Linked DNA regions of Homo sapiens: all the other regions are linked to region 1. Evidence: chromatin contacts called from ENCODE Hi-C or POLR2A ChIA-PET data. All regions are on one chromosome and are shown on one strand. The core of a region is the stretch at or near the end of the contact, and the rest is flanking DNA. Distances in the headings are between cores, read along the strand shown.

Region 1 (4,943 bases), core at 1,023-3,522:
CAGCTGCTTCTTTTTTTTTTTTTTTTTTTTAATTCAGCAGTTAAACTGATGTCACTTTAAAAGATCTCATTACTAGGCTGGGCGCAGCGGCTCACGCCTGTCATCCCAGCACTTTGGGAGGCTGAGGCAGGTGGATAACCTGAGGTCAGGAGTTCGAGACCAGCCTGGCAAATATGGTGAAACCCCGTCTCTACTAAAATATAAAAATGAGCTGAGCATGGTGGCGGGTGCCTGTAATCCCAGCTACTCAGGAGGCTGAGGCAGGAGAATCGCTTCAACCCGGGAGGTGGAGGCTGCACTGAGCTGAGATCGCGCCACTGCACTGCAGCCTGGGCGACATGAGTGAGACTCTGCCTCAAAAAAAAAAAAAAAAAAGATATTACTTTGTTTTCTGGCCTGTATTGTTTCTGCTTAGAAGTTGGTGTTGATTCTTATCCTTATAAACTGTGTATAATGGCACCCTTTGATTCTCTGCCTTAAGATTTTGCATTTAATTTTGGCTTCAGCAATTTGACCATTGTGGTTTTTGCTTTCGTCCTGCTTGGGGCTCTTTAAACTTCTGGGTCTGTGGGATGATCATTTTTGTCAAATTTAATACATTTCAAGCCATTGCTTCTATAAATTACTTTTTCTGCATGATCTCTCCCTTTCCTTCTGGAACTTTATTGTCCCATACGTTGCTGAAGCTCTGTTTGTTTTTTCTCAGTCTTTATCTTTGCAATTCATTTTGGATGATTTCTGTTGGCTTGTCTTCAAGTTCACTACTCTTTTCTTTCTTGTTTTTAATATACTGAAGCCCATCAAATGAATTTTTTTTTAATTTCTTGAGACAGGGTCTTGCTCTGTTGCCCAGGCTGGAGTGCAGTGGCACAGTCATGGCTCACTGCAGCCCGAACCTCCCAGGCTCAAACAATCATCCTGCTTCATTCAGCCTCTTGAGTTGCCAAGACTACTGGCGTGGGCCACGTGCCGGCTACTTTTTTTTTTTTTTTTTTTTTTTTTTTGTAGAGATGGGGTCTCCCTATGTCACCCAGGCAGGTCTCAAACTCCTGGGCTCAAGCAGTCCTCTCACCTTGGCCTCCTAAAGTGCTGGGATTACAGGCATGAGCCACCACACCCGGCCCCATCTAATGAATTTAACGCTTTTTATTGTAGAGATTCCCCATCTGATAAACCATTATGTCCATCTTTTCTTTTAAATCTTGAAACATAACTTAAAAATATATATAAAGATGGGGTCTTGCCATGTTGCCCAAGCTGTTCTCACACTCCTTGGGTCAAGCGATTCTCCCTCCTCGGCCTCCCGAAGTGCTGGGCTTACAGGCGGGAGCCACTGTGCCCTGCCTGTGTTGTCTTTCTTTAAGCTTAGAGTCTTGGGTTTTATTCTCGCAGGTAGGTAATGAGCTTGTGCGTCAGCTTGGTCTGTTTGAAGCTTGTTTCTAAGCTTTGTTTGGGCAGCTCTCCAGCACCTCTAGAGAAGCTCCAGGGATAGAGCAGCCCAAGGCGTGTGGCCTCTCCAGGGCTTCAGTTGGAGTTTTGTGTCTTTGTGTCTTCGGTAAGGTCTTGCCACACTGGCTTTTTGGAAGTCCAGTATCTTTTAGCATTCCTCTAGAATTTGGGTTCAGCTCATAGTTTTGTTTTTTTTTTTTTGAGGCAGAGTCTCACTTTGTCTCCCAGGCTGGAGTGCAGTGGCGCACTCTCGGCTCACTGCAGCCTCCACTTCCCATGTTCAAGCAATTCTCCTGCCTCAGCCTCCCGAGTAGCTGGGATTACAGGTGCCCGCCACCATGCCCAGCTAATTTTTGTATTTTTAGTAGAGACAGGGTTTTGCCATGTTTACCAGGCTGGTCTTGAACTCCTGACCTCAGGTTATCCACCCGCATTGGCCTCCCAAAGTGCTGGGATTACAGGTGTGAGCCACTGCTGCCGGCGTCAGGTCATAGCTTCTTAGTAGCTGTTCTCTGCCAGGCCTTGTGACATCTTGCTTTGCACATGGCAGCCTAATTTGGCCAACGACTCAAGGAGGGCTCTGTCTAGATTTCTAGAGCCCCTTTGCTGTGGTGCTCCCTCCCCTCTGTGGGCTGCCCTGCAGACCCAGCTGCACTAGCGCCCCTGGACGTCCCGTCTCTGCCTCCTCGGCTCAGCAAGCTCCCGTGTGTTGCTCTGGCCCTGCCTCCCTGCACTGTGGCTGGGCAGAAAACAGGTGACTGTGGGGCCCATCTTATGTGGTCCCATGTCTTAGGCTCCTGTCTCTCAAGCTGCACTGCTTGTCTGACATCTGGAAACAACGGCTTCCCCTTCTTGTCCAGTTTCATCATTTGCATATGGAGGGAGGGCTGTTCAGACTAATTATCTGTCATGGCTGGAAGTTGACAGTTGGCCTCGTGTTTCTCTTTTGAAGTCAGCCGTCAGTTTTATTGTTGCTCTTTCAAAGAGAGCATGTCTTTTTTTCTTCTGGCAGGTTTTGGGACTTTTCTCTTTGTTTTTCAGCAGTTTTTCTGTCCCATTTTGGGGTGTGTGTGTGTGTGTGTGTGTGTGTGTGTGTTTGTGTGTTTTGAGACAGAATCTCACTTTGCCGCCCAGGCTGGAGGGCAGTGGTGTGATCTCGGCTCACTGCAACTTCCGCCCCCTGAGTTTAAGTGATTCTCCTGCCTCAGCTTCCTGAGTAGTTGGGATTACTGGTGCCTGCCACTGCGTCCGGCTAATTTTTGTATTTTTAGTAGAGTTGGGGTTTCACCATCTTGGCCAGGCTGGTCTTGAACTCCTGACCTCGTGATCCACCCGCCTCGGCCACCCAAAGTGCTGGGATTACAGGCGTGAGCCACCGCGCCTGGCCCTAAAATCACTCTCTTGAATTTACTGTATGTTCTAACTCCTGTTTCATTTCAGGGTCTATTTTAATGTTTTTCTCCATTTTTCTGCTGTTCTTTTATTGTAAGCTGGACATTGTGGACCCTGCAGTGTTGAAGATCAGTATTGTGTGGTCTTTTTTTTTTTTGAGAAGCAGTTTTGCTCTTGTTGCCCATGCTGGTGTGCAGTGGCGCGTTCTCGGCTCACCGCAACCTCCGCCTCCCAGGTTCAAGCGATTCTCCTACAGGCGTGCGCCACCATGCTGGGCTAACTTTTTGTATTTTTAGTAGAGATGCGGTTTCTCCATGTTTGTCAGGCTGGTCTCAAACTCCTGACCTCAGGTGATCGGCCTCCCAAAGTGCTGGGATTACAGGCGTGAGCCACCACGCCTGGCCGGGGTGTGTGTTTTTAACTTACCCTGTTGGGGTCTGTAGTGCTTCTTGATTATGTTGTTTGATGCCTCTGGTTAGTTTGGGAAATTTTTCAACTGTTGTCTCCGAATATTCATTTTGCATATTCCTTCCCTCCCTCTTGCCACCTCCCCCTGTGGCCAGTCACACACGCGTTAGGCCTTTCCGTTGTGTCTCTTTCCTGTGTTTTCCTTTTGTCTTTTCGTGCTCTAGTCTGGATATTTCCTTTTGAATAAACTTGCCATTAATTCTTCCCCCAGGAGCTGCAGAGGCTGGAGACAGAGTTGGGCCAACCCGCTGAGCGCTGGAAGGACACCTGGGACCGGGTGAAGGCTGCACAGCGCCTCGAGGGCCGGCCAGACGGCCGTGTGAGTGAGGGCCAGTGTGAGCGTCCACGGTGGGCGTGTTGCTGGGAGAAAGTGGAGTCTGTCCAGCCCTGACCCAAGTCCCAACCTCCTGTTCCCAGGGCACCCCTAGCTCCCTCCTTGTGTCCACCGCACCCCACCACCGTCGCTCGCTGGGTGTGTACCTGCAGGAGGGGCCCGTGGGCTCCACCCTGAGCCTCAGCCTGGACAGCGACCAGAGTAGTGGCTCAACCACATCCGGCTCCCGTCAGGCTGCCCGCCGCAGCACCAGCACCCTGTACAGCCAGTTCCAGACAGCAGAGAGTGAGAACAGGTATGAGGGCACCTCCCACTGCCACATGGACACCTCTGAGCTGGTGTTCTGGGGTCCCAGGCAGTCCTCTGGTGGGAGATTGCGGGTGCTTTTGAGGAGCTTGCTTAAGTATACACCACCACTGGGAGGGGTTTGGGGTGTCGAACTGGTGACCACAGCTGACCACAGCCTGCAGTGGCTGAGGGAGGAGTAGAGAGAGGGCAGTGGTGGGGCCCCCGTGAGTCTGGAGTCTGGCAGGATCCATCCCAGGCAGCTGCTGCCGTGGCTGCTTCTACAGATCTACCTGCCTGGCCATCCCTCTCCTCGTAAGGGCGCCTGCCCTGTGTAGGGGGCTGCTTTCCCAAGACCCTGAGGCTCTGGTGTGGGGATGCTCCCTGGAGTCTGGAGGGTGTGAGGCGCCCTTCACTGTCTCCTTTCTGGGCGTCGTCTTCTTGGGCCTGCAGCCCCCCATCAAAGGCTTCTTTGTGGCCCCCTGGCCAGTGCTCTGGGCTTAGGTCAGTTCTGGGGACAGGGTGCCTGGTCTTACCTCCTGGGCTGGGACAGCAAGGGGGGGACGACTGCTGGGGCCTGGGCTTGGCTGGGCCATGACGGTCAGCCTGGCCCTGGTTCTGCTGGAAATGCAGGTCCTACGAGGGCACTCTGTACAAGAAGGGGGCCTTCATGAAGCCTTGGAAGGCCCGCTGGTTCGTGCTGGACAAGACCAAGCACCAGGTGAGTGATCAGGTGGTGGGGGGGACTCACGGGGGAGGGGGCTCCGCTGACTCTGTGGCCTCCTCCAGCTGCGCTACTACGACCACCGTGTGGACACAGAGTGCAAGGGTGTCATCGACTTGGCGGAGGTGGAGGCTGTGGCACCTGGCACGCCCACTATGGGTGCCCCTAAGACTGTGGACGAGAAGGCCTTCTTTGACGTGAGCCTTGGCCGGGGCTTGGGAGAGGGGAGGGGCTCTGCGGTGTGGGGGCTGCGGAGTCAGTAACCCGCCCTTCCCCAGGTGAAGACAACGC
Region 2 (4,600 bases), core at 1-2,500, 140 kb after region 1:
CCCTGGAGCAGCGTGCTGTGTTCACCAGTGCCTGGGCCAGCCTGGGTGAACGGTGGGAGAGCGGGGCCAGAGCCAGGAGTCTCAGCCCCTGCCTGACCTCCCCGACCTTCCTGCCCGGCCCCAGGTGCTTCCGGCCTGTGCTGACTCATATGCAGACACTGTGGGAGCTCATGCTCCTCGGGGAGCCCCTGCTAGTCCTGGCACCCTCGCCCGACGTGTCCTCGGAGATGGTGCTGGCCTTGACCAGGTATCGCCTTGGCCCGGTCCCGGCTGGGGAAGCTGGACCATCGCGGCTGTGCCTGGGCTGCCCCTGCCTCACCTGCTCCCTGCTGCCTCTGCCCACAGCTGCCTGCAGCCCCTCAGGTTCTGCTGCGACTTCCGTCCCTACTTCACCATCCATGACAGCGAGTTCAAGGAGTTCACCACACGCACGCAGGCCCCGTAAGTGCCGCCTCTGCCCCGCCTCTTGCCCTTGCTCCGCCCTGCCTCTCGCCCTTCCTGCACCTCCCTGGACCTCTGTCTCTGCCTCTTCTCTCTCTCTGTCTGTCTAGACCAAACGTGGTCCTGGGAGTCACAAACCCTTTCTTTATCAAAACACTCCAGCACTGGCCCCACATCCTCCGAGTCGGGGAGCCCAAGATGTCAGGTCAGGCTCCCGGTGAGGTGCAGGGGGTGCTGCTCAGAAGCCTCGTTGAGTGTGGGGCCGCCTCAGAGCCCGTGGGGATGGCCAGAGCTGCGGGCACTGAGGCCTGGCCACCGGGCGTGTCTCGTAGGAGACCTGCCTAAGCAAGTCAAGCTGAAAAAGCCTTCAAGGTTGAAGACCCTGGACACCAAGCCAGGTCTGTGCTCCCCTCGACCTGGAGCCCCTCCACCGTGGAGAGGCCTGTCTTGTACCTGGCGGGTCTCTCGGGTGGGGCAGCCAGGCCCCCAGACCCCTGATCCTCTTCCAGGACTCAGCAGCAGAGCTCAGAACCCTTGGGGAGGGGTCGCTCTCTTCTCTTCAGTGGGTCTCGGTGTCTGGGGGGTGGGTGGGTGAGATTTTCAGGTGCAGCCAAGGGCATGGGGCTGCAGGCAGATGAGACCCCCACCCTGGCTCCTCTGTGGGGCTGCAGGAGTGTGGGAGGGAGGCCCTTGAAGGGTGGGGCGCCAGCTGTGCCCTCCCGCCAGGCCTCTACACCGCTTACACGGCCCACCTCCACCGCGACAAGGCGCTGCTCAAACGGCTGCTCAAGGTATATGGTTTGTGGGGCAGGGGCTGGGGACGCAGGGAGCCTGGTGTGGTGTGAAGCGCAGCAAGGGCCTGGCCCTCTCTCCCCTGCAGGGCGTGCAGAAGAAGCGGCCGTCAGATGTGCAGAGCGCCCTGCTGCGGCGGCACCTCCTGGAGCTCACCCAGAGCTTCATCATCCCCCTGGTGAGGCCCGGGGCTGGGGGACATGGGACTGGGGGGCACGGGGCTGGGGGGATGGGGTTGGGGGGGACGGGGCTGCGGGGGATGGGGCTGGGGGGCATGGGTCCCCGGGCTCACTCCCCTCCCTTCCCCACCCAGGAGCACTACATGGCCAGCCTCATGCCCCTGCAGAAGAGCATCACGCCCTGGAAGGTGGGGGTCCTGTGGGGGTTTTGTGGGGTCCATGGAGGGCGGGTTCCCTTCCTCACCCGGAGGAGGGAAGGTCTGGAGCAGGAGGCTGTGGCTGGGCAGGAGCCACAGGCCTCAAGGCCATCATGTTTGTGAAACTGGGGGCCACAGGGCAGGTGGCTGGCAGGACCCTTGGAGGGGCTCAGGGCCTGCTCCCTGGGAAAGGCTGTCCTGGGATCTGTGCCAGGCAGGGTGGGGGCTGGGGGTCTTCAGAAGTGGTGAGGAGTGTGTCTGGGAAGCGTACCGGGTGCAGGCCTGTGAGGCCGAGTTCCCACGTGCTGGCTCACCCATCCCCTCTCAGACTCCCCCCCAGATCCAGCCCTTCAGCCAGGATGACTTCCTGCGTAGCCTGGAGCATGCTGGGCCCCAGCTCACCTGCATCCTCAAGGGCGACTGGCTGGGTCTCTACAGGTGCGTGGACTGCAGGTGCAGGCAGCTTGAGCCCTCCTTGGTCCACAGGGTCAGCCCCATGGCCCCCCGCCTGTCAATCCCCAGGGTCATCCCCATGGCCCCCCGCCTGTCAATCCCCAGGGTCAGCCCCATGGCCCCCCGCCTGTCAATCCCCAGGGTCAGCCCCATGGCCCCCCGCCTGTCAATCCCCAGGGTCAGCCCCATGGCCCCCCGCCTGTCAATCCCCAGGGTCAGCCCCATGGCCCCCCGCCTGTCAATCCCCAGGGTCAGCCCCATGGCCCCCCGCCTGTCAATCCCCAGGGTCAGCCCCATGGCCCCCGCCTGTCAATCCCCAGGGTCAGCCCCATGGCCCCCCGCCTGTTAATCCCCACAGGCGGTTTTTCAAGTCCCCCCATTTTGATGGCTGGTACCGGCAGCGGCACAAGGAGATGGCCCTGAAGCTGGAGGCCCTGCACCTGGAGGCTATCTGTGAGGCGGTGAGAGAGGCTGGGGGTTGGGGAGGGCCAGAACATGGTGGGGGTGGGCACAGGCCCAGGGCAGTGAGGGGCCTTGCTGACAGTAGACCCCGTCTTGCCCTGCAGAACATCGAGACCTGGATGAAAGACAAGTCCGAGGTGGAGGTCGTGGACCTGGTCCTGAAACTTCGTGAGAAGCTGGTAAGATGCCTCCCAGCCTTGTCCCAGCGCCACCAGCCTGGCACGGAGCTGCGCCTGCCCTGACCATGGCTGCCCCTCCAGGTGCGGGCTCAGGGCCACCAGCTCCCTGTGAAGGAGGCTACGCTGCAGCGGGCACAGCTGTACATCGAGACGGTCATCGGCTCCCTGCCCAAAGACCTGCAGGCTGTCTTGTGCCCTCCCTAGAACAAAGCCAAGGGCCACGGTCCCAGGGCCCTAGGTCTGCCTGAGCCTCCCACTCCCCAGTGGTGGCGGCACTGGGCCAAGCACACGCTCCCCTTCCTTGGCCCCCCGCCCAGACTGCAGGCTCCCCTTCCTGCACCACCATTGTCTCAGCAGTAAAGGCGACATTTGGAACCACAGCATGGCCTTGACCATAGGGGTTCCTCGCAGGCAGAGCCTTGCCTCCTCCTGGGTCCCACCTGGCCTCTGCAGACCTTAGGCTGGGACGGGGGCGGGGACAGGCTGGGAGCCCTTGCTGATGTGGGTGCGTCTACCGTCTGCCCCTCCCGGTGCCCATCTGTTGGCCCCCGACCCCCCTGCGCTGTGTGTGATGCTTCCCTCAGCCCAACAGGCTGCCCAGGACAGGAGGGACCCTCTCCTGACACAGCCCCCGTCTTGTCTGGGGATGGGAGGCTATTTTGCATATAGTCATCAACTTGAGAAAGGGAGAGACCACTTTGCAGTGTGAAGAGCTCTGCTCACCACCCCTGGTGCTCCTCTGGACACCCACCTGCTTGGGGCTGTGGTTTGTTGGGAGGTAGGGGTTGGGCAGGGGGCTGTGTGCAGCCCAGCACCTCTGCTAGGAGAGCTGGCTCAGCCTGGCTCTCGGAGAGCCACAGCACCTTCCTGGCTCCCAGTCCTGGAGCCCCCACCAGGCACCAGCTCCGTGCGTCCCTTCTGGGAGGTGGACAGGGCTCCTGTTGTCCAAGTGTGTCCGTCCATCCCCCACATGCAGCCCAAGGGGCTCTGGACTTCGGCCTGACCCTGCCTCTGGCTGGAGCCTGCATGTCTCCCTTTCCTTGGTAAGGGGTGAACGTCCCTAAGAGCCACCTCTGGGTTGTATGCTCCCCCCGTGACACCTGCAGGCACTGAGGCCGGTGAGGTACGGTGTTGACCCTGCACAGCACACAGTGACGGTACTGTCAGGGCTCCGGACAGCCAAGCCCTGCTCAGCATCACGCACTGTGTGCCCGGGAGCAGGTCCCCTGACCACTCAGACCCTCAGACTCCTCATCTGAGCGAGCCAGCCATGCAGATGCCCGACAGGGTGCTGGGAGGGCCACTCATGGAGACTGGGCTTTGTACCCTGTGAGGCCGGGCGGGTGCTGGCCAGGGGACACAGGGCTGGGGGAGGGACTTTTTCTTTTTTTTTCTTTTTGAAATGGAGTCTCGCTCTGTTGCCCAGGCTGGAGTGCAGTGGCATGATCTCGGCTCACTGCAAGCTCTGCCTCCCGGGTTCACGCCATTCTCCTGCCTCAGCCTCCCGAGTAGCTGGGACTACAGGCACCCACCACTGCGCTTGGTTAATTTTTTGTATTTGTAGTAGAGACAGGGTTTCACCATGTTAGCCAGGATGGTCTCGATCTCCTGACCTCGTAATCCGCCCGCCTCGGCCTCCCAACGTGCTAGGATTACAGGCATGAGCCACCGCGCCCGGCCGGGACTTTTCTTTTTCTTCTGAGGCCCCCATTCAGTCCGAGGAATGTAGCCTTCATTCAGCGCAACGTACTGTTTGTGTTCTCATTGGTGCTCTCAGACCTCCAGCCAGGTGGTGGAGAGCGAGCACTGCCAGCCACTTCAGTGCAGGATGTGACTGAGCCACAAGGACAGCGGGGTCAGGTGTCCGGGCGCCAGGTAGTTCTCAGAACTTGGTACA
Region 3 (4,773 bases), core at 11-2,510, 170 kb after region 1:
GCATCTTGTGAGTTGGGACCTTGTCTGGGGTGTGGATTTGAATATCTTGGGCTGGAGCCCTTGATGTAGGAGGTGACGGGTGGCGGAGGCTGGGGGCACAGGGGCCCGGCAGAGCCTGGGAGATCCCGAGAGCCCTTGCCCTCTCTCCTCCTGAGACCTCTCACCACAGCACACGAGCAGAGAAACTGAGTTTTACTACAGATCACAAAATAAGTAGTTTTCTTTTTTTTTTTTTGAGATGGAGTCTCTCTCTGTCGCCCAGGCTGGAGTGCAGTGGCGCGATCTCTGCTCACTGCAACCTCCGCCTTCTAGGTTCAAGCGATTTTCCCGCCGCTGCCTCCTGAGTAGCTGGGACTACAGGCATGTGCCACAACGCACGGCTAGTATTTTTAGTAGAGACGGGGTTTCACCATGTTGGGCAGGCTGGTCTCGAACCCCTGACCTCAGGTGATCTGCCTGCCTCAGCCTCCCAAAGTGCTAGGATTACAGGCCTGAGCCACTGCGCCCGGCCCATAGTTTTCTTGATGAAAGTGTCAGGAGTTCGGGGCAGGGGAAGCTACCCAGGGGTACTCTGAGCAGCCCCAGCCTGGCCCCCTTGGCCAGGCATCACTGGGTTTTGTCCCCAACAGGATTCTCCCAGCAACAAGCTGCTGTACGCCAAGGAGATCTCCACCTACAAGAAGATGGTGGAGGAGTAAGTCTGCCTGCCCTCCAGGCCAGGCCCCCATGCCCACCCTCGACCCCCTGCGGGGAGGTTCAGGCCTTGGTTTCCCCCACCACCCCCTTTGTGGTCCCTGCCGCCCACACTGTATGATGCTCCCACCCCTGCAGTTACTACAAGGGGATCCGGCAGATGGTGCAGGTCAGCGACCAGGACATGAACACACACCTGGCAGAGATTTCCCGGGTAAGGAGACCACCAGGGACGCACCCACAGCCCTCCCCGCTCCCACTACCCCATGCTGAGCCTGGCCCTGAGCTGCAGGGCAGGGGTAATGTGGTGCTGAGGGGGAGAGAGGGTGGGGCGGGACCTCGAGGTGGGCTCGGCCATGTGAAGTGAGCCACAGCTGCGTGTGGGGAGTATGAGCTGCTCCTGCTTGGAGCCAGGCCCTGCCCACAGCGCCCCCTCCCTGCGGCTGCACCCACGGCCGTGCCCACAGCGCCCCCTCCCTGCGGCTGCACCCTCGGCCGTGCCCACAGCGCCCCCTCCCTGCGGCTCCATCCACGGCCGTGTCCACAGCGCCCCCTCCCTGCGGCTGCACCCACGGCCGTGCCCACAGCGCCCCCTCCCTGCGGCTCCACCCACAGCCCTGCTCACAGCACCCGTCCCTGTGGGTCCATCCACAGCCGTGCGTCACACAGGGAGACACTGAGATGGTTGGATGTGCACAACTCTGCCTGCGTGGGTGTCTGTCTGAGGCTGTGCCACATGGGGGGCCCCAAGTGCCAGCTGTGCCCAAGGCCCCAGCTGCTTCCCCGGGGAGGCCTCGTCCTGGGCGTCCCGTACTACTCCTGCCAGCCCTGGGGCTCCCACAGCCCCTTTTCCACCCTGACTGTCCCGTCACCCCCCAGGCGCACACGGACTCCTTGAACACCCTCGTGGCACTCCACCAGCTCTACCAATACACGCAGAAGTACTATGACGAGGTAGGGTCAGGCCCCCGGGGGCGGGGGCAGGTGGGGTGCTGGGCGGTCCCCCGGTGTGCTCTGATGCGACCCTCCCTCAGATCATCAATGCCTTGGAGGAGGATCCTGCCGCCCAGAAGATGCAGCTGGCCTTCCGCCTGCAGCAGATTGCCGCTGCACTGGAGAACAAGGTCACTGACCTCTGACCTACAATCTCCAGTGCTGCCTTGGGACATAGGTACCTGAGGTACCTGAGAGCCCCTCAGGGGAGGAGGCCGAGTGGCTGTGGCTGAGGCCCCCACCCTCCCCTGGAACGCGCCCCAAGCCGGAGTGGGTGCAGCCGGAACCCGCCCAGCGTCTAGACTGTAGCATCTTCCTCTGAGCAATACCGCCGGGCACCGCACCAGCACCAGCCCCAGCCCCAGCTCCCTCCGGCCGCAGAACCAGCATCGGGTGTTCACTGTCGAGTCTCCAGTGATTTGAAAATGTGCCTTACGCTGCCACGCTGGGGGCAGCTGGCCTCCGCCTCCGCCCACGCACCAGCAGCCGCCTCCATGCCCTAGGTTGGGCCCCTGGGGGATCTGAGGGCCTGTGGCCCCCAGGGCAAGTTCCCAGATCCTATGTCTGTCTGTCCACCACGAGATGGGAGGAGGAGAAAAAGCGGTACGATGCCTTCCTGACCTCACCGGCCTCCCCAAGGGTGCCGGCACTCTGGGTGGACTCACGGCTGCTGGGCCCCACGTCAAAGGTCAAGTGAGACGTAGGTCAAGTCCTACGTCGGGGCCCAGACATCCTGGGGTCCTGGTCTGTCAGACAGGCTGCCCTAGAGCCCCACCCAGTCCGGGGGGACTGGGAGCAGTTCCAAGACCACCCCACCCCTTTTTGTAAATCTTGTTCATTGTAAATCAAATACAGCGTCTTTTTCACTCTGCGGGTTGGCTGAGTGTTCCTCCTGGGGCTGCAGTGCCCCTGTCCACCACCCCTTCCCTGGGCTCTGTGGGTCCTGCTGGGAGGGGAGCTGTGGGGAGGTGGAGGGGGCTGGGAGGGGTGCTGGGGGAGGTGGAAGGGGCTGGGAGGGGTACTGGGGGAGGTGGAGGGGGCTGGGAGGGGTGCTGGGGGGAGGTGGAGGGGGCTGGGAGGGGTGCTGGGGGGAAGTGGAGGGGGCTGGGAGGGGTGCTGGGGGAGGTGGAAGGGGCTGGGAGGGGTACTGGGGGAGGTGGAGGGGGCTGGGAGGGGTGCTGGGGGGAGGTGGAGGGGGCTGGGAGAGGTGCTGAGGGGAGGTGGGGGGGGTGGGAGGTGGGACTGCTTCTGGTGCCATCTGGTGGCTTCTTTCGTGCAACACATTCTTACCAAATGCCCGCTGCACACCACGCATGCACTGTCCTGAGCGCTAGGAACAGCAGCAACCAGGACGGGCAGGGCTCAGAGCCTCCCCTGTGTGCCAAGAATACAGACAGCCCAGGCAGAGGGCATTCGGTGCTCCAGACACAAAGTGAAGGCCCAGCTTCAAATGTGGCTGGATCCAGGCACACATCCTGAGGTTCTGCTGGTCTGGACTGCTAACCCACTCACGAGGATCCATTCTCAGGCAGCCCCAGCCTGTCTCCCCACCTGGGCACGTCATGGCTGGGGTCTCTTGATGGGCAAGGCCTCCATTGATCGAGTCCCCTTTGGACTGGGGCAGCTCTGTAGGGACCAGCCCCACAGGGTCAGTGGGTCTCTCCGTGTGCGGCGACGAGAGAGTGTAGAAATAAAGACAGAAGACAAAGAGATAAGAGAAAAGGCAGCTGGGCCCAGGAGACCACTACTACCAATGCATGGAGACCGGTAGTGGCCCCGAATGTCGGGCTGCGCTGTTATTTATTGGATACAAGGCAGAAGGGGCAGGGTAAAGAATGTGAGTCATCTCCAATGATAGGTAAGGTCACGTGGGTCATGTGTCCACTGGACAGGAGTCCCTTCCCTGCCTGGCAGCCGAGGCAGAGAGAGAGAGGAGACAGAGAGAAAGACAGCTTACGCCATTATTTCTGCATATCAGGGACTATTAGTATTGTCACTAATTTACTACTGCTATCTAGAAGGCAGAGCCAGGTGTACAGGATGGAACATGAAAGTGGACTAGGAGTGTGACCGCTGAAGCACAGCATCACAGGGAGACGTTTAGGCCTCTGGATAACTGCGGGCAAGCCTGACTGATGTCAGGCCCTCCACAAGAGGTGGAGGAGCAGAGTCTTCTCTAAACTCCCCTGGGGAAAGGGAGACCCCCCCCCCTCTTTCCCGGTCTGCTAAGTAGTGGGTGTTGTTCCTTGACACCTTTTGCTACGGCTGGACCACGGCCCGCCTGGTAACGGGCGTCTTCCCAGACGCTGGCGTCACCGCTAGACCAAGGAACCCTCTGGTGGCCCTGTCCGGGCATAACAGAAGGCTCCCACTCTTGTCTTCTGGTCACACCTCACTATGTCCCCTCAGCTCCTATCTCTGTATGGCCTGGTTTTTCCTAGGCTATGATTATTGAGCAAGGATTATTATAATATTGGAATAAAAAGTAATTGCTACAAACTAATGATTAATGATATTCATATATAATCATATCTAAGATCTATATCTGGTATAACTATTCTTGTTTTATATTTTATTATACTGCAACAGCTCGTGTCCTCTCTCTTGCCTCGGTGCCTGGGTGGCTTGCCGCCCACACAGCTCCATTCAAGCCACGATGAAAAACGGGTGGCCATCTCTCCCCCACAAGAGAAAGGGGTACAAGGCCAACTGACATCCCCTGCTCCAAGGATCCCTGAAATGACATTGGGTTCCCCCCTTACCCAGAGACATGGCTGGTCAGGAGATCAGAGCAAGGGGGTGGACCGAAGGCTTAAGTGCTGAGCGGGAGGTCTCAAGTAGGGAGCTGGGAACCTGGAGGCCTGGCTTCCGTACTAGACCCCTGCAGTCCACCTCTTCCCTGTCCCACTGGGCAGTCAGGAAAGAAGGGAAGGGTCAGTGAGACCCCACACACATGAAACTTGGGGCTGGGGAGAGGCTGCAGGCCCAGCAGTCCAGCATCTGGGTGGGGGCAGGCACCGGGTAGAAGCTGGGCATAGCTGCTGGGGTGCATGCGGTGGGCTGGAGTGGTCAGCTGGCGACAGACGA

What was found. A loop is a pair of places that touch in the nucleus more often than their neighbours do. ChIA-PET counts read pairs that join two places held with the same protein, here RNA polymerase II (POLR2A). Pooled maps may share reads with other maps.
Region 2: a loop to region 1 is called in a pooled map, with 2.2 times the contacts of the local background. The contact joins two enhancer-like sites. A Hi-C loop is called at or near these places in 1 of 50 pooled maps. POLR2A ChIA-PET finds 5 or more read pairs at or near these places in 2 of 52 experiments (BJ and Panc1).
Region 3: a loop to region 1 is called in a pooled map, with 2.5 times the contacts of the local background. The contact joins two enhancer-like sites. A Hi-C loop is called at or near these places in 1 of 50 pooled maps. POLR2A ChIA-PET finds 5 or more read pairs at or near these places in 4 of 52 experiments (A673, Caco-2, HEK293 and 1 more).

Annotation. Positions count from the first base shown.
Region 1 is chr22:50,447,228-50,452,170 of GRCh38, reverse strand. SBF1 (SET binding factor 1) reads left to right here. Exons shown (of 41, transcript NM_002972.4): 37 at 3,521-3,628; 38 at 3,727-3,938; 39 at 4,562-4,649; 40 at 4,718-4,849; 41 at 4,931-4,943. Among named protein-coding and RNA genes, the nearest start is that of SBF1, 25 kb to the left of the region's middle. Within about 2 kb of position 2,272, at least 3 of the 41 ENCODE cell types and tissues checked have a DNase peak (open chromatin) inside an H3K27ac peak, as active enhancers do.
Region 2 is chr22:50,310,446-50,315,045 of GRCh38, reverse strand. It overlaps DENND6B (DENN domain containing 6B), which reads left to right. Exons shown (of 20, transcript NM_001001794.4): 10 at 125-247; 11 at 346-441; 12 at 552-646; 13 at 774-839; 14 at 1,168-1,232; 15 at 1,322-1,411; 16 at 1,547-1,600; 17 at 1,938-2,047; 18 at 2,421-2,523; 19 at 2,629-2,703; 20 at 2,785-4,600. The coding sequence ends at 2,907. Among named protein-coding and RNA genes, the nearest start is that of PLXNB2, 5.1 kb to the right of the region's middle. RefSeq lists enhancers at 1-412, 200-419, 550-759. Within about 2 kb of position 1,250, at least 2 of the 41 ENCODE cell types and tissues checked have a DNase peak (open chromatin) inside an H3K27ac peak, as active enhancers do.
Region 3 is chr22:50,272,763-50,277,535 of GRCh38, reverse strand. It overlaps PLXNB2 (plexin B2), which reads left to right. Exons shown (of 37, transcript NM_012401.4): 34 at 630-694; 35 at 832-907; 36 at 1,573-1,647; 37 at 1,728-2,557. The coding sequence ends at 1,832. Among named protein-coding and RNA genes, the nearest start is that of MAPK11, 4.8 kb to the right of the region's middle. RefSeq lists a silencer at 1,162-1,231. Within about 2 kb of position 1,260, at least 7 of the 41 ENCODE cell types and tissues checked have a DNase peak (open chromatin) inside an H3K27ac peak, as active enhancers do.